Regions from separate parts of the Homo sapiens genome. Here region 1 is linked to region 2. A link is an interaction called in ENCODE POLR2A ChIA-PET data of the cell type or tissue named here. Cell type or tissue: endothelial cell of umbilical vein. All regions are shown on one strand. Links, peaks and the distances in the headings refer to the core of each region. The heading gives the core; the rest is flanking DNA.

Region 1 (5,389 bases), core at 88-5,087, 100 kb after region 2:
CAGGCTAAAGGAGGAAGTTCAGGTATGTTTTCACCTCCCCTTACATAGATTCCAACTGCGAACAGGTGCACCAGATAAAGTGAGGGAAACCCAAAGTGCAATGGGTGTTACTGCGTATAACCTCTGTCCAAAAAGCCTGAACAGACCGCAAAGAGTCCATGCTGCAGAGGTGAGAAATGACCATCCTCTCAAAGATCAAGACTTTGCTGAAGAAGCCGCAGCTCCCCATCAGGATCCCACGGATCACTGCAATTGCTTAAAAACTAACAAGTTGCATTAGTATAGCACGTACAGGTCAGAGGGCTTTTCTGACCTCCCTATTTAAAAGCTCCCCTCATCCACTGCTCATTCCACTTCCAACAATGGTGGGCATCACATGGCAACTAACTCCACGAGAGGTAGCTGGGATGCTGTGCCACTGTGCAGAACTCTTGGCTGCCCCACAGGGCTGGGGAGGAAAAATTGGAGTTCAAAACTTGAGACTTTTTTCCCAGAACCTGAAAGCGCTCCTAGTCTTTCAGTAGTAGTGGAATGAAAACAGACTAGCCGTCACTGGATTATAATCAGAGCCTCAAATTATTTAAACCACTCCTCATATGTAATCTGGCATTCAATCCAAAATAATCCTGCATTTAGGAAGGTAGAACTTGACAGAAAACATGAGGAAAAAAATGGACACTAGAAGCAACTCTCCCCACCACGTATAAAAGCTCACTTTCTATCACCTTTATCTACTTTATTTCTATTATCACCTTTCAATTACATATTTATGTATTTGCTTTATGATCTGTCTCACTCATTACAATGAAAGTTTCATTAAGAAATAAGAAATAGGTTTTCTTTTTCTTTTTCTTTCTTCTTCTTCTTTCTTTTTTTTTTCTTGAGACAGAGTCTGATTCTGTCACCCAAGCTGGAGTGCAGTGGTGCGATCTCAGTTCGCTGCAACCTCCACCTCCTGGATTCGACAAATTCTCCTCCCTCAGCCTCCCAAGCAGCTGGGACAGCAGATGTGCGCCACCATGCCTGGCTAATTTTTGCATTTTTAGTAGAGATAGAGTTTCACCATGTTTACCAGGCTGGTCTTGAACTCCTGACCTCAAATGATACACCTGCCTCGGCCTCCCAAAGTGCTGGGATTACAGGGCGTGAGCCATGCACCTGGCTCAAGACATGGATATGTCTTTTTATTTATTCACTGTTATATTTGCAGTATTTAGAAAAGTGTCTGACACATAGGTGCTCAAGAAACCTTGTTTAATCAAAGAATGATCAAATTAACTTACCAAATAGTTGCTATGACAGTTTAGATATGGAGATATTTCTTCAGGTTGATGATGTAAAAACTTCACAGATGATATTGAGGAAAGGAAAGGCTATCTTAGATGAAAACATGAGAAGAAAAAGAGCAGAAAGCCGTGGAGAAGAAGGAGCACATATATATAGAATTTAGGACACAAGCACAGTAAATCCATTTGTCTTCAATGTTTATTAGTGTTGGAAAATGAAAAATACATGTTACAGACTAGGAAAAATGGAAAAGAGAATAGGGAGTAGAGGGTTGTGAATTCCAAGTAAATATTACAACATTTTATCTAGTCACATGACTGTCATCTATATTAGTACATTTGAGAAATAAACAGAACAATATAAGAAAAACCAAACAATATAATAAATAACACATAAGAATTTTTACATATTTTGATGAGCTAACTGAATCTAAGTCAGTAATATTATACATACAGTTTGTCAATGACATGAAAGTGGAAAAGTTTGTGAGATAAGAATGAAATGAATTATAGAACATTTCATATTCAAACTGATTGAACCCTTAATGAAATTGATTTCAGTTTCTTACCTAAGAAAGAATTTAAAACTTTAAATGTGTTGCAAAAGTCAAAATAAAAGATAATTTGAAAAATGAGACTCAACAAAAAGACTTTTTAAAAACGATTTTTTGGGGAAGTAAACTTTTTAAAAATATATAGAATATGTTAGCTGCAACTACAATTATTCTTAATGTACAAATGATAAAAATTTATTAAGATTACTGAGGAAAGTTGTAGAAACATCCTTTGTATTTTAGAACAAGAATCATAAGTGGGTTTTGTATCTCCATTTTCTAATTATTTGATTTCACTATTTATACAATCATTTATTTATATGCTGTTTGTATTAGTCTGTTCTCACACTGCTATAAAGAAATACCCAAGACTGGGTAATTTATAAAGGAAATAGGTTTAATTGACTCACAGCTCTGCATGGCTGGGGAGGCCTCAGGAAACTCACAATCATGCTGAAGGGGAAGCAGACAACTTCTTCACAAGGCGGCAGGAAAGACAGAAGAGTGAAGGAGGAACTTGCCAAACACTTATAAAACCATCAGATCTTGTGAGAACTCACTATCGCAAGAATAGCATGGGGGAAACCGTCCCCATAATCCAATCACCTCCCATCAGGTTCCTCCCTCAACTCCTGGGGATTACAATTCAAGATAAGATTTGGGTGGAGACACAAAGCCAAACTATGTCACTGTTTCCTAGTTAAAAAAAAAAAAAAAATTCCTAGAATGTATCCATCAAATAAAAATTTTAAATTTTATAAAAGCAGACAATAACTACATTTTTACAATCTAATGTATCATGGGTGCTAAGTGGTTACTGAGTCATAGTAAAATAATAAAATCCAAACTGTTTAAGCTACAATACAAGTTTCCTGAGGTACTGAAGTGATAAAAAAGAGATTTGAACATGGAAAGTGTATTAGGGGTTATACTTAGACAACTAACTGAGTTTTTAATGACAAATCTCACATGAATATAGACAACCTTAAAATTGCAAGGAGAATAGAATATGTAACAATTCACATTTTACAAATCACAAGTTGTATTCTAGGAAGATTTTGACAGTACTCAATGACCATAGAAAATTGACATGGACTCTAATTAATTATTCATCTGGAAAAAACCCCTGGGATAAATCAACAAGAATCAAATTGCAGACACATAGAAGAATTTGGTCTAAGGCCAAAGATAATCTAGGCTTAGGCTGTCAGAACTGACTTCCTCTTAGGAGAAAAAATTAAATCTGATAGATATGAGGCTTACAACCCACTATAATATCTTGGCTTTTTTTTTTTTTTTTTTTTTTTTTTGGTGGGGTCAGGGGTCATTGTTTTCTAAATTTGTCCTCTTTCTTTTTCTGCATACAAAACTACTCCAGAAGATTTATTCTATTTTAAAGTAAAATGCATAAAACTATATTTAAAGTAAATTAAATGTAGGAGGGGTTATACATAATTGCCTCTATTTACTGGGCGTTCAGTGGCTGAATCTGAAATCTTCCCACAGTCCTACCCTTCAGTCTGTTTTGTTCCTCACCTGGAACCCTTGCTCTTAAGACCTAAAAATAACCTGACTGGTTTAGCAAGAAGAGTGATCCTGAAGGAATTGTTATAAGTGAAGTCCCCCAAGGCTGTCCTGATATTGAAAGCTTTGTGCGAGAGGGATCCAGTGGAGTTGATGAAACAAAAACCAGGCGGCTTTCTATACGTTCCGTTTCACAGAGAACAGAAAAGCACGGCAGGGATCTTCACACACTGTTGGTTCTCCTCTCTTGCTTCTGAGCAGGGATTTTTTTTTCCTTTCACTTTGGTTTGAGCCCTGTTGTTTCAGGTAGTCAATATATACCCTATAGCTAACTTCCTGAAGGGAAAAATACTCCATCAGCTTTTAAATGTGGGCTCTCTCTGCTAGCCATGTAAGAGCACTACAGAGATGGAAGGATTTAAATTAGTTCTGTTCCTCAAAATTCATTAGCAGCACCTCTATATTAGGCCTCACCTTCTATGTTTAATATCTAAAATAACTCAGCCATCCAGCTCAAATCTGGAGATATTGTGTCAGATTACATCTTCCTGTGTACTTTTCTCTATTTACCCAGCTAGCTTCATTTTGTTAAGCATTCCTTAAAAAACCCCTCTGTGTGTTAAAAATAAACTACCACAAAGAAACTGGTTCAAATGTCCACAATGGCACGAGAGACTACTAGGGTTATTGTCTGTACATTTAAATACACACAAATGTGTGCAGACACACATACACACACGCAGAGGCATATACACACAGGCTTGTAATTTGGAACATGGCCATTCTATGTTTTGGAAAACATATCTTTTAAATAAAGGGATCACTTGATATCTGATTTATTCAGCACTAGTTTTCTCTCTTCTGGAGCTTACAAATTAGTGAAAAACAAAAACAAAGTAAACCAAAAAGCTCTAATGATATAGTTTTCATCGTGTACACACATACGTGAACCTAGACATTAAGCTGGGATTTCACTCTGGTCTATGAGTAGTCATTAGTCACTGCAACACCTGCAGGTTCCATATGCTCGTGACAATCTCTCAAGATAAATGTGCTCTATTATTTAAGATTTATGGTTCTGCCCATGAATCATCACTATATATAATTCAAAAACTGGCATTTGCCCTTGTGCTATTACATTTTATTTTCCCATTCTATCAATGTCTACATCTTATTTTTAGAAGCTAAAATTAGTTTGTCTTAATAAAATAATGATATATGTTAATGGGCCTAATGTTTTTGAATTACTTAGAATTTTAATTTGTTAATTAGGAGAAATATTGATTATCTCACAGAAATAAGTTATTTTATAAATATTAAATATGTACTATTACAATATAATTAAATAATTTATTTTTAAAAATTATTTGAGTAGATGTTTGGATAAATAGAAAAGATTTGGTTTCTAGAGGCTAAAAAATTTTGAACTTGGAAGTTAAACTGGAGAAGAAAGTTTATTGGTTTGAATGACTGAATGGCCTTTAGATTAAGGAAAGTTCTGTTCCACATGAATAGTCTGCTTCTAAGAATCAAGACAAAAAGTGTGGAACAAATTATTGGTATCTGAACTGAAGCAAGTTCGTGTTTAACACACAACACAAAGTAGGTGGGTGGCTCTATAAAATGATTAAAAACATGGAAGATGCATCCTTATCTTGTAAACAGATATAACAGGGCTAAGATTACCCATCAGAGAGTCACTTCACAACTTTATTTTTTCCCCATGGCTCTCTAGTGCTTAAAGGATGGGATTTCTATTTCATCCTGTCATAAATTATCTCTCAGAATCCATCTTGACCTTCTTCCCAAATTTGGTCTCTCTTCTCCCATACAGCAAATTTTTAATTGACTCCCAGGAAACATCTATGACTTTATAAAATTTTATTTTCTCCGAATTTTATTCCCATTTCTCTCTTAAGATAAAGCAAAATAAAACCAACAAAAAGTAATCTTAGATGTCATTCAGGGCTGGAGAAAAATACACCGCTCCTCCTTAGGTTTCCTCTATTTTTCCAGGCAGAGCAA
Region 2 (5,389 bases), core at 134-5,133:
GCTGTGATCCTACTTTCAATTTTAAGTTTAAAAATCAGAGAGAAAAGTTTAGTATTGATACTAAAAAGTATTGTTCATTTAAACAATTCATATCCTTGATACAATTTAACAAGCAGTGAAAAGTAACAAGGTGTTTTATCAAGCTTTGAACTTTAGATGATGTCTTCTAAAACAGGCTCCTAGAGAGCGGATAGACAGGAGAAAGGGAAGGATGCAGTGTTTAGAAGGATGGGAACTAATCAGTGAATATGTCTGCTCCAAGAGGATGCACCAGGAATCATTGTTAAATCTGTCTATTCCCATTCGAGCCCTAATTCCAGTGTATTTCTTTAAATAAGGTGAAGATTTCAAAACAAGATTTGACCAGAACTAGGATAACTTTAAATTCATCCTTTTAACCATCTGGGCAGTAACACAAACACAGAAGAATGTCACAAGGTCTTGCTATTTATATTGTGGTTCATGGCTCATGGAACTTATTAGAAATGCATATTCTTGGGCTCTGCCCCAGATCTACTGATTCAGCATCTGATCTTTAACAAGAATTCCCAATTTAGTCATGCCCAAAATAAAGTTTTAGAAGCACTTGCCTAAGGGAATTAAATATTACCTAGTGAAGCTTGTAATATAGATATTATATTAATAAATATTATCTTAGTTTAAATAGCATAAAACATTTCCATTTGCTTAACCCTACTGGTCATTTCACTAACTGCTAAAAAGTATGAATAGAGAAATAAGATGTACAAATGCTTACAAAATGTATATCAAGGAAATTTTTATTGGTGGGTCCCTTAACCTCATAAAATAAAAAGATGTTCACAAGGCAGGCATGTGTACAAAAGTAAAGAGATAGGAGAAATAATAAATAACTATAAATACAGTCCTGTCTTGGAAAGTGTATTGTACTTTTTAAAAGTTATATAAGAATCATTTGAGCTACTAATTATGCTTCCTACTTTTTTAAAGTTATCTAAGAATCATTTGATCTGCTAATTCTGCTTCCTAGAAATTTTTCATAAGAAAAATATCCAAAATTAGACATCATAGCATTTTTTTATAATCTCAAACAATTAGAGACAAATAATCGAAGTAAAGAAGCTATAAATTGTAAGATGTCAGTAATATGGAACACAGAATTAGAAATGTAGAAACAGAAAATGTTCATCATACAATATCAAGAAAAATAATCAGACTACAAATCTTGTTATTATCCTATTGTATAAAATGTATTTATATGAATGAAGACTAGAAGGGCATTTAGAAAAAAATGCAATATCACTTGTTAGTGTCATGAAGTGGTAGTATTATTTTCCCATTTGTAATGATAAAATTTGCAAGATAGAGGACTAACTCCTGGAAAAGCAAAGACTTCTGAAAATTTGCTCTTGCATAAAAGCAATGATAACGCTGGCAAACACTGTCAAAATGAACATTTTCAGAATTCTGGAAATTAGCTAAAGTCATGCAACAATCTGAGGAGCATTTACTCTAGAAAAACAATTGAATCTTAGCATGAACCTTGAGCTTTATGGCATTTAATGTGTCTTTTATGTGCTCCTTTCCCCTGCTCTGCAGTAGCCTTGGAAACCAAAAGTCTCATAACTACAGCAGTGAAAACTAGCAGCCTAGCAAGCCCTTGCAGAGGCCAACTGGTCTGGAGTATCCCCAAGCCCCGCCCTCAAAAACCTGTCACTATTTGACCTATATGGCAGCTTGCCAAGAAGCTCCATCCTCAGGGGCTTCTTTTCATTTGACCTGAATCAGAGATCCCTCTACATGAACAGCACTCTTTTCAGGACATTAGTACAAAACACCAAGTGATAATTATTTGGAAAAGCAGGAATTGAACGTCCATAGAGGGCTATGAAAAGCTCAGATGTTGCTGGAAATTTAGAAGTCCACGCATGTACTCAGTGCTGTGCCTATGACCAAGGAAGACAGAAGACAGCCCAAATCTCTTGCCTCTGGTTGACTTTGAGGTTCTGTGCAAGTTGGAAGTGAAGACTGAGAAGGAGTTGTAAATTGCCTTCAGGAGCATTGAAAACGTACTGTTACTGGAAAGGGTTCCCCATCCAGACCCCAAGAGAGGGTTCTTGGATCTTGCGCAAAAAAGTATTCAGGGTAATTCCATAAAGTGAAAGCAAGTTTATTAAGAAAGTAAAGGAATAAAAGAATGGCTACTCCATAGGCAGAGCAGCAGCCTAAGCTGCTGCTTATTTCTTGATTATATGCTAAACAAGGGGTGAATTATTCATCAGTTTCCTGGTGGGCAATTCCCAGAACTGGCAGCTCCTCCCCACTTTAGACTATATAGGGTAACTTCCTAACATTGCCATGGCATCTGTAAACTATCATGGCACTAGTGGGAGTGTCTTTTAGCATGCTAATGCATTATAACTAGTGTATAATGAGCAGTAAGGATGACCAGAGCTCCCTCTCATCACCATCTTGGTATTGGTGGCTTTTAGCCGGCTTCTTTACTGCAACCTGTTTTATCAGCATGGTCTTTATGACCTGTATGTTGTGCCAACCTCCTATTTCATCCTGTGACTAAGAATGACTAACCTACTGGGAATGCAGCCCATCAGGTCTCAGCCTTATTTTACCCAGCTCCTATTCAAGATTGAGTTGCTCTGGTTAAAACGCCTCTGACAATACCCCAACAAACAAACAAACACACACACACACACAAATACACACACACACACACACACACACACACACACACAGCCAGCCCTTGGCAAGAGCTGAGAGATTTATTTATTCAAAGCATTCCGGGGAATCTCTGTTCAACCATTACCTGACCACAAAGCTTAACAGAGCAGAGACTTCAGTGGCTACACATAATAAAGAATACAGACTTTAAAGAATTAGTTCCAGAAATCCACCACAACAAGAAACAGCAAAAATAATAAACCTGAAGAAATATCTAAATTATACAGTTGGTGCATTATATTATTTAACTTTCTAGTTTTTAACAAAATAATTAGGAGACATGCAGAGAATCAGGAAAGTATGGCCTACACACCGGGAAAAAGCAGCCGATAGATACTGTCTCTGAGGAAGCCCTAGACATTGGACTTTCTAGATAACCTTAAACCGTTTTTTATAAATATGCTCAAACCATTTTATGTAAATATGAGGACAACTCATATAAATGCATTTTAATATTCTTTCAATTAGAGAAGAGCACAACTTATTAACAAACAAAGCACTGACATTTTAGGAGATTTTTTTAACTTAATAATATTTAATAGCTAGACATGTTAAATGAAGAAGAATATTAGAAAACAATATTCTTATTTCAGGTAATTACATGAAACTGGATGAGAGACTTGAGGCCAGGAGATTGAGGCTGCAGACCCCATCTTTTAAGAAAACAAATATCTTCCTGGTGTTGCTATAAATACATCTCTGTAACAGGTAGAGTTCACCTGTAAGTGCTACTTTGTATTTTGAAAAAGAGACTAGGGAAAACCAGGTAAGTAACAATGCTAGAGAATGATTAACTTCTAGACTAAAAAAATTATGTAGGTAAGGACATTGCTATTCACTACTGGATCCTGAATACTTTGCCCAGAAACTGTCTGGAATATGTGACAATATTTGTTATAAATGAGTACACATGCATTTAATGAATGAATGATATATCACATTATCATAATCAGGTATTCTATAAAAAACCTGAGATCAAATTGGATTTATTCAGCAACAACAAACTATGAACATTAAAACATAGATTGGGACGTCATGTAAAGCAGGCCACTCATTACGGGTAGTGACCAAACAGAATACGGATGGCCATTTGTCCAGTGTTGCTTTAGGAAGGATTCAGGTTATGAGGAAGATTCATAACTTCTTTTCCAAGATGACGAAAGAACCTTGGACTCACCAAGTCAAACCTCAAATAACAGAAAGTTATTTTCCCTAATTTACAAGGCCTTGCTCATTATTATGCAAATAAGAAGGCACACTTTACCCAGATATTAATACGGGATATTTCCAAGCCTACTACAAGAATGTTTGAAAAAAGTTAGAAATATAATGGGAGTATATAATCAATGGGAATGTTATTAGGAAATAAGAAAATAAATTTGTGTACTTTTTCTTTAAATTATCTATGGATGGATCCACAATAAGGGCTAAAATTTTAAAAAGAGCGACAATATTAAATGTTGATGAGGTCGTAGAACAATACAAACACTCACATATTGTTAGTGGGAGAGTTAAATGGCACAACTTCTTTGAAAAATGATCTGGCTTTTTTGTATAAAATTAATTTATATATGCCTTATACCCCAGGAATGAAAACATATATTTATAAAAAGAGGTTTTTTTTCTTTACATATGGGGTCTCAGTCTATTGTCTAGATCGGAGTGCCGTGGTGTGATCATACCTCACTGCAGCCTGGAACTCCAGACTTCAAGCGATCTTCCCATCCTAACCTCCCAAGTAGCTGGAATTTCTAGTGTCAGTCCTACAAAAAGCCTTGTACAGGAATGTTCATGGCATTTTTATTCATCATAGAAAAAAACTGGACACAGCCCAAGTGTCCATTATTAGAATGAATAAACAAATTGTGCTGTATCCACAATGGAATGTTACACAGCAATAAATGATTAATGTACAACAAGAATGAATCTCAAAAATATTATGCTCAGTTTTTTTTTTAAAAGCCTCACACAAAAGCCACAAACAATTCCATGTGTATAAAGAATACATGAATGATTCCATTTATGTGAAGTTCTAGAACAGGTAAAACTAAGTTATAGCAGAAAAAAAATCACAATGTTCTTTAACTCACAAAGGATGGGGAGGAAATTGATTAGAAAGAGGCATCAGAGAACTTTCTAGGGTGACGTTACTCTTAAGATTGAATATTTCGTTGTACGTAAATTATGTTACAGAAGACATTGACTAGTCTACTTTTGCTGTGCACCAGTATATCCTTGGAGCTGGGCATTCTGGGTGGTAACTTGTAGCATGGAACTAGTAGTCATATGAAGGAAAGAATGAATAAATGAATTTAGAACAGTCGATACAAACTTTATATCTCAGTTTTGACACCCAGTAACTGATGGCTTTAGATAGCTATCTTCCTTTCTTGAAGTATATCAGTTTTATAAAACAATGTGTATACAGAAACATGGAGATAGAATTGATTTCACATAGCTTTTAGCTGTTGAAGGCAAGATGGCATTTAATTAGATATTTCCTCTTGTGTATTTGAAGTTTTGTTAAAGTATATTTCATACAGTGAATAGTTACAAAAATGGAGATTTTAATTTTGGAAAGGTATAACATTTCAGTTTAATTTGCCTTTCTCCTCCCTCATCCTGAAAAACGGAACAACCATCATCATCAGCTTTGTAATTGCAGCCTCAC

The links. Peaks named below come from ENCODE experiments on the same cell type or tissue, not always from the same donor. Only the 100,000 strongest peaks of a DNase experiment are listed, where the experiment ranks them.
Region 1: POLR2A ChIA-PET joins it to region 2 with 6 read pairs; 3 of 35 experiments call an interaction of 5 or more read pairs at or near these places.

The regions. Positions count from the first base shown.
Region 1 is chr7:82,592,972-82,598,360 of GRCh38, reverse strand. No RefSeq gene overlaps it. Among named protein-coding and RNA genes, the nearest start is that of CACNA2D1, 150 kb to the right of the region's middle. In endothelial cell of umbilical vein, for the core only: no CTCF peak of the experiment used is centred there; DNase peaks (open chromatin) are centred at 2,310, 2,930, 3,620 and 4,330; H3K27ac peaks cover 1,997 bases.
Region 2 is chr7:82,697,236-82,702,624 of GRCh38, reverse strand. No RefSeq gene overlaps it. Among named protein-coding and RNA genes, the nearest start is that of CACNA2D1, 260 kb to the right of the region's middle. In endothelial cell of umbilical vein, for the core only: no CTCF peak of the experiment used is centred there; DNase peaks (open chromatin) are centred at 2,534 and 4,544; H3K27ac peaks cover 477 bases.